Regions from separate parts of the Homo sapiens genome. Here region 2 is linked to region 1. Evidence: read pairs that join two places in POLR2A ChIA-PET (ENCODE). Cell type or tissue: PC-9. All regions are shown on one strand. Links, peaks and the distances in the headings refer to the core of each region. The heading gives the core; the rest is flanking DNA.

Region 1 (7,950 bases), core at 3,067-5,566:
ATCATCTTGAGTGAACCTGACCACAAAGGAAGAGGAGAAAGTTAATGACAGTGTCAAGGAACAGCTGAGGGACCCAGACCATGGACACAAGATTGACCACCCAAACTCCCTCAGAGCATTAGGGACTTACAAAATTCCTTAAATAGACAAATTTTGGGGATCTACTTCATAACAGCCATCTTGTAAACACCAGTAATTCAGAGAGGAAAAATGTAAAGGCTTTGGAAGACCAGGGCTCTAGTCATGACCAGGCCACTTACTAGACATGGGATGCTCCCCACAGGGCTGTGGAAAGGAGTAAATGAAGTAACTGCAGGGAAAGTGTATAACATGGTATCTGTCAAACAGAAGGCACCAAATAGGTATTTGTTTTCCTTCTCCTTTCTCTAGCCTCCCTCCTGGAGCTCCCAATCTGATAGGTGACATAAGACTTATACACAAATAATCATAACACAACAAAAGTACCATAAAAAGGGACAGACTGTATGGAAGTTTGGCTGAAAGGGCAGGGGTGGTTATGAGAACTGCTTCTTGCCAAGGAAATCAGGAGAGGTCCACGGAGAAAGTGAGACTGCCACAGGTGGATGCAGAGGAGAAGAGGCATGGAAAACATCACTGGTGAAAACAGATAGGAAAAGGAAGTTGCCTGGTTTTGTTGGAACCTATGGTCCACCAAAAGAAACTGAGAGAGGTAAGACTGTACAGGAAACCTAAGGCCAGTTACGGCCAGCATTGAGCATCACGCTAAAGGGAAGGAATTTTACTCTGGGAATTATGAGAAACCATTTTAAGTTTCTGAGCAAGAAAGACAAGATGGCCGCTGCACGCAGAAGGGCCTGGAGAGAGGGGGAACGGGCAGCGGGGAGCCTCACAAGAGGACTACAGCTGGAACCATGGCACTGGCAGGGGGCATGGAGGAGAAAGAGAAGAAAAACAGTAAGCAGGCAGGACCATCCGAACAGATCCTCAAAGCTGCCATGGACCTCACTTCCCTGTCCCCACAGGGAGGCTGCTGGAGACAGAGCCTATTTGGGGAACACAAACCACGGGTCTGACACGTCTGAGATGAGCTGCCGAGCCTCTGCCTCCACTCTCATTCAGACACTCAGCTTTTCCGAACTACTCCAAGCACCAGGCTGATGAGGACATGGGAAACCCACGCTCTGGCAAAGCCGGGCCCAGGTGTTGAACCCCTACCCAGACGCCTTCCACCTGAATCCCCACCCAGGACTGTGTCCAAGGGTGGGACTAGGCGGCTCTGCCCCTAGAGCCACCTTCATTGCGGCAGCCACCACTGTGCCTGCCTCTGCTGTGCTTTTGCCCCCCCTTCCCCTCCTCCGTCATAGCCCCCGCCCCCCGCCCACTCTGCGGAACTGGCACAGCAGGACAGAAAAACCAACGCCACCATGTCGGAGACCAGCAGAAATGGCTCCAAAATGGCAGCTCATCAGAGGAGTCCAGAAAGATCATAAACCCACCCAGGGAAAAGAGGGGAAGCCAGTGACAAGGGGAGTAAACTGTCAAAACTACCTCCCAACCAAGCCCCCGATAATCATCACATCTTTTCCTTCAGAAACATCCTCTCAAAAATCAGATGGGACATGAGTGAAAGAAGGGTGCCACCCCCTCCACCAGAGAGGCCCTAGGGGCCATAGGTGGTATGGGGCACTCAGAAGGATGTTCTGTAGCCTCTTCCCCAAGATGAGGCTAGAAAACCACCACTTTTGTCCTCAAGCTTGGCTCCTGCCAGTAACTAGACAAGAGTTAGCCCTCCCAGGGATTGCAGTCCTTCACTGCTACCCAGTCAGACCCTCCCCAGCTCTATGGGCCCTGGGGAGCAAGAAGGTAGGGTTGCAAGGAAGGGCCGAGAAGGCGCGTGCCATGCCCTCAGTTATGTAATAAGAAGGGCGGTGCTCGTCCTAGGCCAGAGACCCAGGGCGCACTGCGCTTCCAGATGCGCAGTCACGGGTGGGGGCCACTGCGCATGGCGCAGGGCTTGGTAAACCCCCTCCCCACAAACGTGAGACCTGCGACAAAGACAGGTTAGAGAGCCGGGACCCTGATTTTTCGAGGCCTCCCTCCCCCAACCAAAGGCGGACAGCCTGCTGCCCTAGTTTTATTCTGATTCTCCTCATTCCCTAGACTGACAAACCTTTCTAACCCGGGGCCTCCAAACCTCCCGTCTCCCACTGACTTTTCTGGAAATCCCACCAGATGCGGAGTTTCGAGCAATTTCCTGGGGTCAGTCCCCCATCCTCACCTTTCCAAGCACCACGTAGTAGTAGCTTCCAGAAGGTAGATCTTTCCCATACTGGGCTCAGCTCACAACTGGCTCTTGAGGGCCTCTGGACAGCCCCGGACGTCAATGCAAATCTGTTGTCCCCAGGGAGTAGCCCAGAGTCAGCAGGAAGCCCAGGGTGGTGGCAGTATCAGCAGCAGCAGCTCTGCCCTACCTTGCCCATGCGTTTCCAGGGGAGCCAAGAATTATTTTGCCGCAACACTGAGGTGTGGCTGATTGGAAAATTCCCTTTTCCAACACCAAACTACAGAATAAATATTTTCTTCCAATTTGGTCAACCCTCTGCATACCCATCTCCCTAGCATTCTTCCCTCTAAATAAAAAGTTTTGGGAGCCCTGAGCTCTTCCTCCTTATAGTGCGTGAAATTTTAAAAGGCATAGGAAGAGGCTTCAACTGGGCAGTCAAAAGCAGGCATAGACACAGGAGCCTACGCACACCCCTAAAGAGATTTTAGAAAGCTGCTGGGCTTCTCCCCGCTCCCCTTTAAGCAAGTGAAATGCAAATTCAGATTTGATACCCTGCCCTGAGCCAATCAAAAAAAGCTTTTCACCTGCCATTGGCCCACCCACCAATCAGAGGAAGTGTCTGGAGGGAGAGCCCTCCCCTGGCCAATGGAAGGCCAGCTCAGTCACTTAGTTAATGATGCAGCAGTACAGGGAAGGCCATCACATGTGAACTGGAAGGGAGCCAACATGGAGACACAGAGAGCGCAAGGTAAACAACTTTCCAACGCCAAAAGGATGACATTTAATCTCTAAATGCTAGCTTCCCTTCTTAGCTCATCCTTAACCCCTCTCAGCTGGCCACAGAGACCCCAGGAGCCTCACTACCTGTCCCCATAGAGCTCCTAACCAGATGCAACAGTGACTGCGTCACCATTCCCCACTTTTCCCAACTACGCAGTGACAAACCTACCAGCTTTACCCCACTTCTCCCAGCCCACACCCCACCCTGGCCACTCGGCTCCCCACCAGCCTCAGAATCCCAGGGCCAGACCTTTCAATAAGGCAACCCCTGGGAAAAAACTGTCCCTCTGTCTTCCTTTCGGCACTTCTCACTCCCTTACCTTCCACATAAGACCTGCACGGACAGACAGATGGACGCTGACACCCAAACAACTTGGAGAACCAGTCTGTCTGTCCACTAGAAGGAAATAGGGTAAAAGCTGGGAGGTCAGGTGGGAAGCAGGGGATGGTTCACTCCTCTCACCTCTACCCTGGTCAGGCTTGAGCAGCTGACACTAGGGAAAAGAAATTAAAGTGGGAAAAAACCCTCCCTCAGAGAAATAAATAGCAAAAATCGAGAAAGAAGGTGAGAAAGACAGAGCACCCACATACACAGAGACAGCGCCCCTGATCCCAGCAAATACATACGTGGGGGAAGAAGGGGGTTACGCCATCAAGTCCTGAAGCCCGTCGGACCACCCATCGCCGCCTGCGCAGACCCAAATCTTGGTCCCGCCGTAAGGTGCCGCAGTCCCGAATGTTCCAGAATTTGGTCCCATCAAACCCTCCACCGTCGCCCCACAACCTCTTGCTCCCACCCCTGCCCCCCACCACCACCCCACCTCCTCCCCACGGGAACCGCCCGTGCCACCTTGCGTGTCATCTCCTAGCCTAGGCTACCCAGAGGCCTCTGGCCCTGACAGATCTCTGAACGCTCAGCAAGTGAGCTGGCAGAACCTGGTGCCCGGTGTTGCTATGACTTGTTTCTTGATTTCTCTCTCTCTCTCTGCTGCAGCACGGCTGTTGCTAGCAGACCTATCGACGGAGCTTGCTTGCTCGCTCGCTCTCTCACTCTCTCTCTCTCTCTCTCTCTCTCTCTCTCTCTCAGCTCTGTGACGCAGATCTAAATTCTCCAGTCTGCTCCTTGTGTTGCAAGAGCAGAACTGCAGCTTTTCCCCTGGAGAGCCGGAGGGCAGTGCCAAGGCTGGTCAAACAAGGCAAAAAAAGTTGGGCCTACACTCTGCTTCCTTGGCCACACTTTTCAGCTCACACCCTCCCACCTCACCCCTCCTGCACCTCACTGCTCTGGGGCATAGAGGTCCCTGTCCTTTCAGGCTCACTCCTTCCCTGAGGCCTTCTCAGGCATAAGAGTAGCTTAACTCTTTGAGTGGCAGCCCCCAGTGCCCAGACAGGGCTGCCCTGTACTAAATGTTGCAACATGTTTTCTTGAGCCATATGGGCTTCTCCAGCCCTGAGAAAAAATGTTCCTCACCCTGACCACTGTCCCATTAACTCTTTGTGCCACAGACAAGTCCAGGATTACAGTCATAGCTGATTTCTGTTGTTTTTTGCCTTTTTGGCCAAAAACCAGGACCTTTTTCTCCCTGGAATTTCTTAAGGACAAAAAGCGTAATTAAAACATTGCCTGCCTACCCCACACATGAGATCCTTCTATCAGGGCAGGAATTTGAAAAACCAAATTGAACTGCAGCCTGAAGAATCCAGAGTAAAACCAGTCTGGATATCCATCCTTCCTGGGCTCAAAATTTTAGGGCCTAGGTAAATACGTTCAATTACTTTTCAAGTAATTGGCCACACAGTCTCAGAGATTTGGGTTGCTGAGTCATTTGTTCCCAAGAAGATCTGACAACATGAAAAACAGCAAAACAGAGCAACAGCCAAGCCTGGACCTGAAGTGGCCAATGACTGGGTTCTCCTCTCCAGCATGGGCAGTCAAGCAAGATGAGCATCCACGAGCCGACCCCCAACCCCTCCACAATGTTCATGCATGGATGTCCACACTCCTGGAAACTCTTCCAGGAAGGGGTGGTCCACCAATGATCTAGAGATGGAGTGGGGTTGTTTTTGGATACTCACAGGTCTCCACTACAGCAAGCAAAGAGCCCCCAACATTTTCCTGCCCCTCCCCCCAGACGCAAAAATGCTTCCAAGAACAACTGAGATACTAAATCACTAGACCCTACATACCCAGATAGACCAAGGGAGTGTTGGGTTCCCACACTGCTACATCCAAAGAATGCAGAAAGGTTCCCGACAACCAGTTGTACCATATGAGCCTAGACTTGACCAGAAGTGAGTGAGATATTCAGGTCCTGGGTCAGGTAACTTATGAAGTCTATGACATCAAGAACCTTGCAACTTCCAGGAAGATGAATGAGAATGCGAGGCCAGGCAGCTACCTTATCCCATATCTGCTTCCCAGGCAGCCTTCTTCAAGCAACTACTCTGGGCCAAAGTTTCATCCGGCAGAAAGAAGGACCACTTGGAAGACAAGCATGGCACTACACAGTTTTAAAAGAAGACCAGAGTATCTGTGCCAGGCTCCCAGCAGGGGGGAAAGTGCTTCAAATTCACACCTTCTGGGCTCCAAGGTTGAGCATGCCAATAAAGAAGTTACCTACTGGTCTGATGACCAAAGGAACGTGGCCTTGATGGCACTAAAGCAAGTCCCCCAGAAAGGTCCTCTGGTTACTTAAATCCCATTTGCCGTAGTTTCCTTCTCCATGGAAGAAAAACATGCCTAAGTTCATGTCAGGACATTCCTGATTTATCCAAGAGCCCAGGATCAAATAAACAAAGGGCTCTGAGCTCTGCCAGGGAGCCTCCTCCTTCAGGAGGCAGAACTAGAGGGAAGTAGGCTTGGTACAGAGCTGGCCCATCACCCCATGAACTTGGTGAGTGACGTGGCTGCTCACTGCCATGGCGATGGGGATGTTACGGGTGGGTGGAAGTGAGAGAAGAGGCAAATAAGTCATGAGAGACGAAGCGAAAGCGAGGCAGGGTCACAGGAGGAACCTACAAAGCCACAGAATTTGTACAGAGGCCGACTGTAGTCTATGACCGCAGCAAAACTAAGCTGAGTCCCTGCAAAGATAAGTCCCCATCTCAGGGGTGCGGCATGAACCAACTATGACTCGCAAAAACCTATGACAACACTACGTTCAGCAAGGCTTTGTTTCCTTTCATTTTCCCTCTAAATCTTTTCCTTCCCATGACCCCGTTGGTACGGCTTTGATGACTGGAAGAACACTAGGGTTTTCGGTTTTGCTCCGGTTTGAATAAAATGACACAGACATACATGGAGTGGTTTTAAAGAGTGGAGAATTTAATAGGCAAGAAAGAAGGAAGAGGCTTTTCCTGTACAGAGACAGAGGGGGGCTTTAAGCCGAAAGAGGGAACCTTGAGTGCGGTGGAAAACAGCCAGTTATATGAGGAGGCTGGAGGAGGCAGGATTAAAACAGTCATTTTAGGTACCTCTGCCCAATTCTAGGTCTTCCTTCTATTAACCTGATTCTACAAGGCACCAAGAACAAAAAAACCCGAATGGGATGACCAGGAAGCAGAAATGAATTCAGTTCCAAAAACATGGGAGGATGTTTACTTAGCAAGCACGCTCGAGCCTACAAGGAAGCAGTTTTACAGGGTGCTGCATGCAGTGTTTGATTTCAGGGGGTAAAGATAACTTCAGAGTGGGGAAAAGGTGCTGGCTCCTTCTACTCACCCTCAGAGGCTTGGGGAGGCCAGGCCAGCACAAACTTGAAAAGGCAAGGCTTCAGCTCAAGCCCAACAGGTTGCCGGCTCTCTTTGGCTCCTCGGCAGCTACCGGACTCAGGAACTAAACAAACTCTCCAGACTTCATGAGCATTCCGTGGCCTCCGACTGATCTGGGTCAAAACTTCGAAATGCCAAAGACAAAGAATTTTTTTCTTTAAAGGGGAATGAGCTGAACTTTGACCCGCCCTTGTTCAGGGTGTGGAATGCAAGCACTGTGTACCGGCCACAAACTCCAGTTCGGCAGGCAACAGCCAGAAAAGCAGTCTTCATGCCGGCTTCATGCCGGCCTCCCTGTCCTGTTTCCTCTTTAGGGCCAACTCGACGGGGTCTAGGTCTTTACCTCGCTCTCCAGACAGGGAAGCTGTGCAGAGGACACATTCCAATCTCTGTTATCTAGAGCTAGAGTGGATGTTCTAGATAAATCTGGCAGCGATCTGGTCTCAGGTGGAACTGACAGGCCCAGTCCACAGCAAGATGGCATTTCTGTTCACTCCCTGGGAGCTGGTGGACAACAGGCGCTTGGTTACCACCTGAGGTAAATCATTTATTAAGTACCTACTAAGTGCTAAGCCAAGATACAGCACAGGAAAAGCATCAGAAACAGTCCATCATGGAGAACACACACATTCCAGCTGAGGCTAAGTATTCCCAAATTTGCATTGCTGATATTTAAAACATCTGCTTACTTTAAAAGCTGAGATCCACTTTTGCAATGAAATAATATCAAACATACTGCTTGGTTCCCAGGCTAGCTCACAAAAGCCCATTTTATCCACTCCAGGAAGTCATCAACTCCAGTGTCTTCAGGGGCCATGCAGGTAATGAAGGAGTACAGTGGCCTGGGGAGGGGATGTGCCCAGTGGAAGGACCGTGCCACTCCTGATGGGCCACCCTCCTGGCTCTGCCTGCTGGGGACCATCTGGGAACAGAGACCCAAAGAGTCCAGATCATCCAGGTTTTCAGGGCAAGGCGGAAAACTAGCTTTATGTTAAACTCCTGATTTTTTTTTTAACACTGTCCAGATATTTTAATGGTCAGAACATACCTATAGAGCTTCCAGTTTGTTCTCCTGGTTGTAATGTGTCTAAAATACAATACGTTTGTAATAAAAAAAAAAAAAAAAAAGAGCA
Region 2 (7,950 bases), core at 2,189-4,688, 430 kb after region 1:
GAGTCGGGAGACCTGGGTTTGATTCCTGACTCTGCACTCCCTGGCAGTGTGACATCACATAGGTCACCTTCCCTCCTCTGGCCTTGGTTTCCCCACCTGTAAAAAGCAGGAATTAGCTTTGATGCACCCTCTACTCCCCAGCACAACCGCCAGCTTGCTATGCTGCCGCCCTTCCAACTCTCTCCTTGGAGAACGGTGGAAGGATGTTGACGCCAAAAAAAAAAAAAAAAAAAAAAAAAGGCTTCTTTTAATGCCTAAGAAACTCACTGCCTAAAAAATCAACGAGGGAGTGCAATCCAGGGACAGAGCTGAGAAATAGGATTTTGCCTTTGAATTATCCCAAGTCGGATGATTTCTCTCTCTGCCTGTCTTTGATAAACGCTCCCATTCAGGGCTCTGGTGTTATGAATCTTTCTGAGTCATGGGTGGCTATAGCCCCTTCGATCCATTCAGCTGACAATATTTCCTGACGTTTCAAAGGCCAAGAGCATAGGACAATCCCGTAGTGTCTCTTTACCTTCTCTCTTCTTCCCCATCCCTCAAGCTCCAGCCTCCACTTTTTCCTGTGGAATTCCTACTTTGGCATTGTTGCACAAGGTCGTGATATGACAGCAAACCCAGCCTTGGCGATTGCCCAGGGTGCGGGAGCCCCAGCTCCTGGTCTCCTGGAGAAGCCGGCAGAAAGCCTTCTGTGGTCTCTCCAGGACATCACCCACCCCTGGTGGAATGACAGGGAAGTTTCCTGGCTTCAGAAAAGCAGGGCAACCTGGCAGCCGCCCCCTCCTCTGCAGTTATCAGTGTGGTTAATAATTATTACCCTGTGTTAATCACGACAGCGGAAGAGTAGCAGGCCGTTATTTCGAAATGATCGGCTCCAGTCAATGACTACTTATGACAGCAAAAGGGAAACATCAGCTCCGGGGAGCCCCCATGTAAATGGGGAGTTGAAAGAAAGATCAGGAATAATGGAACGTGTGTTTAGTTCCATTTTCCTCCCTAAAAGGGCCCTGTCAGAGTAATTTCCCCTTCCATGTACTATACCTCTCCATTATTTACAATATCTTCTTGGGGGAATAAAACAACGCAGAACCGCTCCTCCTCATCTCCCACCCCCTGCCTCACCCTCCCCTCTCCCCACCCCCATCAATTGTGTCTCTTTCTGGAGTTTGGCAAACACAGCTACTTTCTCCTGCTGTGCTTTCAGTGGAGCTGAAATGACTGTGGCTCTAGTTATTTTTTTCCCTTAATCATTCTTTTTCTTTCTTTTTTGCAGGAGAACATTTTCACGAAGCACAATCACAGAAGAACAGAATGTCCTGATGTTTGGGTGAGCAGCATGCATTTCTTTTCTTTTTTTTCTTCCCCTTGAATAAAAATTACACTCCACAACCATAATATCAGAGGGCTAAAGGCCATCTTTCAAACTTTCTCATAATCTTGCGCTACCCTCTGTGCTCAATCTTATTTCTGACAGCCCCCTCCCTACCACCCCGGGGTGTAGTGGTTCCTTGAAGATACTAAGTTCATTTCACTCCCCTGAATCTACGCTCATGTTAATCTTACAGTCTGGAATGTGGCATTCCCCTGCCTCACTTCCCACAGTCATCCAATGCCTGAACAATCTTTAGGACCTTCTCAAGGTCCATCTCTTTTAAGATGCCATGGCGCTTTCTGTTTATACAGAATTTTAAGGATTTGTACACTAGCTTCTTTTCATTGTGAACTTGTAACAGATAAGTCATTTAATAAATATATGTTGAAATATTTTCACTAGTGGTATCTGCTTTTTCAAAAGAAACTCATTTCAGAAATGAGAGAAGCAAGGATACTCAGAGAGCATAAGTGACTTGTAGATCACATGTCCAGGAAATGGCAGAGAAGTTACTGGAACCCAGGTGTTTTAATTTCAAGTCCAGCATTCTTTCTCCTCTGCTGCATTCTGACTGCAATTCCCTCTGACCTCTCCTTTTGCTAATCAGTGTGCTTAATTTGGGCACTTTGCTTTCTTTCTTTTTTTCTTTTCTTTTTTTTTTTTTTGAGACAGAGTCTCATGCTGTCGCCCAGGCTGGAGTGCAGTGGCGCGATCTCAGCTCACTGCAACCTCCGCCTTCCAGGTTCAAGCGATTCTCCTGCCTCAGCCTCCCAAGCAGCTGGGACCACAGGTGCCCACCACCACGCCTGGCTAATTTTTGTAATTTTAGTAGAGATGGGTTTTCACCATATTGGCCAGGCTGGTCTTGAACTCCTGACCTTATGATCTGCCCACCTCAGCCTCCCAAAGTACTAGGATTACAGGCGTGAGCCATTGCACCCCACCGGGGCACTTCACCTTCATCTTTCCCACTAGATTGCAAATTCCTTAAAGGCAAGGGCTATGCCTTATGTTTCTCTTGCACCTTCCATCTGAAGTGAAAGTTTTGTATTAATTCCCTATAGCCATTGCCCATCCCAACTTTTCTTCTCTCTGTCAAGACTGGCACACCATCATGGAGTCACACTTTGGAAGATCTTTGTTCTGATGCTGGGACCCCTGTGGGCCTGGGATGGAAAACACCCATGATCTCTGTTTCTCTCTAAGGCTGACACCAGGACCCATCCAGTTCTGCTCCACTAATCTGGATCCCTCTTTCATACACAGAAGCTGACCACAGGGAATGTCAGGATGCCAAAAATCTCCTTTGGGACATTAGATATGCCTTGAATTTCACCACTACAAGTTCTACCATCAGGGAAAACCACTAACATCTCTGGCCCTGTTTAAACAAGGTACTATCTTCTCTTTCCTTTTGACTGATGAGCTCAGAAAAGACCCTATGATAAAGGAATGTGCCAAATTGCTCTGCAGTTTCTATATGTACCTCATCCCAGGACCTATGAATCACCTCTGTGCTTTTGATGAGCTTTAAAGTCCAACGAATGCTAACTTCTCTTAATGTCATAATTACATTTAACAGTTAATATTAATAATGAATGTGGTCATGTGTATAGCAAGTTGTCATTGACAAAGTTTTCATGTACATTAGAAGCAGGTAGATACATACTAAGAAGACTGCCGGGTTCCATTGCTATTGCTAAGAGCACAGATTTCAGAGTGGGTTTGATTCCTGGCTCCAGGGCTCATTCCACTGTGGTTTCAGCAAAGTTGCTTAACCTCTATCTAATGTCAGTCTCCTCAATGGTAAAATGGGAAAAGAATGTGAACATCATAGAGTTGTTATGAGAATTAAATGAGAGGCTTGTAAACCACAGTGTCTGGCACAAGAAAAACTGCTACTTACAGGACAGTTTCTCTGTGACAGTCATTGTTCTGTCACTAACTGGTGATGTGGCTTTGGGAAATCAGACAGCCTTATTTTCCTCCTCTGGAAAGCAAGAAGCATGGCATCCTGGTATATTTTGGTTTTCAGGCCAACACATTAAAATAGGTAGTCACAGTTTTGATCCCTGCCATAGGCACTATTGTAATTTCCATATATTTGCTCATAATAGTTATTAAATCCTTGGTTCCAGTTTTGGACCTGACCTGAAACAATGCACAATGATTGCTAGAACACAACCTCTGACTCCCAATCCTAACAAAAAATGATGTATTCCTTTCCCTTACTCTGCAAATCTTAGAAAGCAGTGTAATTGTCTCTATTTTCTTTTTTCTTTTTCTTTTTTTTTTTTTTTTTTAGACGGAGCCTCACTCTGTGGCCAGGCTGGAGTGCAGTGGCATGATCTTGGCTCACTGCAACCTCCAACTCTGTGGTTGAAGCAATTCTCCTACCTCAGCCTCCCAAGCAGCTGGGATTACAGGCGCACGCCACCAAGCCCAGCTAATTTTTGTATTTTTAGTAGAGATGGGGTTTAACCATGTTGGCCAGGACGGTCTCGATCTCTTGACCTCGTGATCTGCCCACCTCAGCCTCCCAAAGTGCTGGGATTACAGGCATGAGCCACCGTGCCAGGCCAATTGTCTCTATTTTCAAATGTGGAAACTGAGGCTTAGGAGAGTAAGTGCCTTGTGCAAGGTGATGCAGCTGATATATGATGGATCCAGGGTTGAAACAAGACCTATTGATTCCTAGTCCCATGCACCATTCATGAAGATGCAGGGCTTCTTCTACAAGTCTCTGGATGATTTCTTGTCCTCTGTGCAGATTCCATCTTGGTTTTTGACCCTGGTTTCTAGAGAAGGGAGCACTGCTGTCCACCCCTGGGAACAACAGCATTGCCTCAGAACCATCCCTCTCAGGCAATTCAGTGGAGGAGGACACAGTGACCTTGAGGCTGAGTCCACTCCACTTTGTCTCCCCTTCTGCTCCTCCCAGACTGCCCTGGGAGATCTTGCCTTTAATGGCATTAGTATGTGCCTTCTGCAATGCTGATTAAATTATCTAATTGTTTGGAATTGGATGGAGCTCCTGAGTCAGGAATGCCACTTGACAACCCTGGGGACTGGGGTCTGGTTTCTGCCTCAGGAGCCAGCACAAAGTGTGCAATTATTCTTCATGGGGGTAGGAGAAGGCAGCACACATGCAAAGAACCAGTACCCTTCTTGAGGAGGGGAGGGTCCGGTTGGGACTCTGCCTCAAGGGCCTACAATGGCTTTCATTCCTCTCTACTTCTCATTCACAGCCACACTTCTCTCTGTCACGATAGGACAGTGTGGGGATCAGTCTAAAAAGATGTTTCTGTATGAACTCCCAAAAAAGGAACCCTCACCAATTTAGGACTATAGCTTATCATAGTTGGAAAAAACCTTCAGGCCATTTAGTCTTACCCTCAGTTTTAGTTTCCGAGGTTGCATACCAAATGACCACAAACTGGGTAACTTAAAACAATAGTTTTTGCTCTCATAGTGCCGGAGGCCAGAAGTCAGAAATCACGGTTTCAGCAGGGCCAGGCTTCTTTTGAAAGCTCTAGGGAGAAATCTTTCCTTGCCTCTTCCAGCTTCTGGTGGTTGTCCGCAATCCTTGGCATTCCTTGCCTGGAGCTGTTTCACTCCAATTGGTACCTTTGTCCTCATATGGCCATGGCCATCTTCCGTGTGCGTGTGTGTGTGTGTGTGTGTGTGTGTGTTCACATGGTCTTCTCATAAAGACACCGGTCATTGGATTTAGGGCTCACTCAAATCCAGTATAACCTCATCTTAACTTGGTTATGTCTGCAAAGACCCTATTTCCAAATAAAGTCACATGCAGGGGTACCAGGAGTTAGATTTGAACATATGTAACTTTTCGGAGAACACGATTCAACTCCACTCCACCCTCTGTAAGAATATCTTCTACATCAACTCAGCAAGTCGTCATTCTTTATTTCCTTGGATCCATCCGATAACAGGACATTCACCACCTTATAACTTTTAAAGGGTCTAGAATATATTACCAATAACCTTGAATACTGTCATAGTTTTAAAATCCTCTTAGCAAGAAGATTCTTAAATTCTAGACTAAGTTTTTCTTATGAACCTTCATCCAGTGAAAGCAATGATTTCTCCGAAAGCCTTGGGCAAAAGGCTTTTTTCTACCACTGACCTCTTTTCTGATGGCAATACAGTGAGCAGCTGGGAGGCTCCCGTTCCCCATTGCAGTTTTGTGTGCATCCCAGTGAGAGAAAGAGACCCAGCATTATCACAATAAAATACTTATGATTAGCATCCCTATAGGACTCTTTGCCTTCAAAGCCTTTCAGTCCCCTTCTTTGGCACACATTCAAGCATGTTTGCCCACCCCCTTGGGTTTCCTTCCTCCCTCATAACCTTGGCCTTCTGACCTGAATAGTTTTTTGCCCTGCTTCACACTGTGGAAGCCAGGGAGACCAGAGTGAGCCGCAGAGAGTGCACTGAGACAGGCAATTGTGTGTGTGTGTGTGTGTGTGCGTGCACATGTGTGTGTGCGTGCACACGCGTGCACAGTGCCTATGATTAAAAGGGTCTGTTGGGTTTAATGGATGCATTTGATTACCATGATGACTCCCTCCCTGGAGCTTTCCAAAACAGCCAGATGTACCAGGAGGACCACCTCCAGTTTTTGCCTTTGGTTCAAACTGTGGGCAGGGGCACAGGGAATGGTGAGGATTATGTGGACCTGCACAATGGAAGAAAAACTTAAGCCTTATTTCTATAGAACCCAACTGCCATCTCTTTCCACCAGGACACCAATTAAAGGATCTCTAGCCTATCGAGTCCTGGGGATAAAAGTGAAAAGAGTGAAAAGGCAGACTTGGAGGAAGCCAACAGTGCTGCTACTCCTGGGGACCCCCTGCCCCCAGCCTTCCCATCCACCCACTGCCTCCTTTCACTGCTAGATGGATGATCAAGAAAAATCAAATGAGAGAGCTCATTTAAAGTTGTTGTTGTAGGAGGAGATAATCTTTTCTTAGCCCACTCCCTGCTCTCTTTTCAACTTGCACTGGGTGTAATGTCCTGGACCCAGGTCTGGGGATGGCCATTGCCACTAAAGCTTAGGCAAGCGGAGTTGAGTCTGATTCTTGCCTTCTACATAGCTGCAGAGATGTGATATTAGGCTGTTTGGCTGCGATTAGATGCCAGCAACTCTAACTTGGCTTCATTCTTACCACAAGGCTTCAGTGCACTGACTATCAGCTCTGATGACATGAGAATAGGTGAGACTGTCACTGCTGCAGCACAGGAAGTGAAAAGCCTGATTGGTCAGGGAGGCAGGTGACTTTGAGTCTAGTCCTTTAACTGCTGCCTTTAACTGTCTTTCTGAGTCAGGCCACACTTTTCTCACCTTAGGGATTCAGGAAAATCCCCAAGTTTCCTTCTGGCTCTAAAGTCCTGCCTGTGGGTGGAGAAAGTGCCCTTAGAGAGATCGGAAGATTGGTGTCATCTCTGCTCCAGGGTGATCTTAGGATTGGGAAAGGGAAGCAGCTGCTTTTCTAATGGTGGACAGCACTCCAGACCAGAGGGTCACAAAGCTGGGTTCATCCCAAGTATTGACCAACTGTTTGACCTTGAAAATGTAGTTAACCTTTATATGCGACCAATTCTCTTTCAAAAGCAGAAACCACACCCTCCACAGTTCTTAAGTTTTCTCTGAAGAAAACCATCAGGATAAATAAAATGATAAGCTAAATTTTCCTTTGGACTGTGCTAGCAGCATTGCACCATCTCAAGCAGCAGAGGGGAGAATCTATTTAGAAACATCCACTGAAAGCGCCTGTGCTCTATCAGTACATTTATACTGAGTGGCTATGATTTTGATCAATGGTGCTCAAACTGGCTGCATAATAGAAGCATGCTTTATCATTTAATTCGGATTCTTGTTGATCACTTTTGAAGATTTACTGAGTTTTGGGTATAATTTGGCAACCTGTATTTTTAACAAATCTGAAAAAGCTGTAAAGGTAATTTGGATGCTTATCCAGGGCTGAGAGACACTGATTTATGCATTTAATTTAGCAAATTTTCATTGAGGCTGTGGCTGCGTGGAATGTAAAGCTGTGTAAGGGTTGGTCTGGTTTCGGCTTTCTAGGAAATCCTAGTAATTTTTGCTACCAAAGGAGGCAGGCATGAATGCAATGAATTGTAATCGGGTAAGACTCAGGCACCAATAACTACAACAGAGGAGTGAACAATCAGAATGGAGGGTAACTATGAACAATTAGTGTGTCCATTCCAGTATATTGTCAGGCAGGGTACACCTCTGGCTGTAATCAGTTTGATGAGTACTCCATTCATGGTGGTGATGCCTCAGAGGAGCAACACTGGAACTGAGCCTCGAAGAGTCAGAAGGATACAAATATATCTCTGAATTTGCTTAGAGTAATGTGTGGAAGAATACAGTATTGAAAGATAAATCATAAAAATAACAAATTTACCCACAGAAAGAGAGAAGGAATAGAGACCAGGATAGAGATTAGACTTTAAATATGCCATGGTTTTATGGATTTGCTTTTGAAGCTATGCAAATATTTTTACATAATTTTGTAACAAAAGACAAA

Evidence for each region. Peaks named below come from ENCODE experiments on the same cell type or tissue, not always from the same donor. Only the 100,000 strongest peaks of a DNase experiment are listed, where the experiment ranks them.
Region 2: POLR2A ChIA-PET joins it to region 1 with 5 read pairs; 4 of 35 experiments call an interaction of 5 or more read pairs at or near these places.

The regions. Positions count from the first base shown.
Region 1 is chr1:207,819,944-207,827,893 of GRCh38, forward strand. It overlaps MIR29B2CHG (MIR29B2 and MIR29C host gene), which reads right to left and starts at 2,760. Exons shown (of 6, transcript NR_135299.1): 1 at 2,261-2,760. It overlaps LOC148696 (a long non-coding RNA gene), which reads left to right. Exons shown (of 1, transcript NR_026817.1): 1 at 1-2,653. RefSeq lists enhancers at 2,451-2,630, 4,401-4,450, 5,997-6,116 and a silencer at 2,771-2,950. In PC-9, for the core only: CTCF peaks have their summits at 4,126 and 4,327; DNase peaks (open chromatin) are centred at 3,458 and 4,128; H3K4me3 peaks cover 1,089 bases; H3K27ac peaks cover 1,847 bases.
Region 2 is chr1:208,251,856-208,259,805 of GRCh38, forward strand. It overlaps LOC105372889 (a long non-coding RNA gene), which reads left to right and starts at 887. Exons shown (of 6, transcript XR_922509.2): 1 at 887-972; 2 at 1,274-1,327; 3 at 2,642-2,766. In PC-9, for the core only: no CTCF peak of the experiment used is centred there; a DNase peak (open chromatin) is centred at 3,166.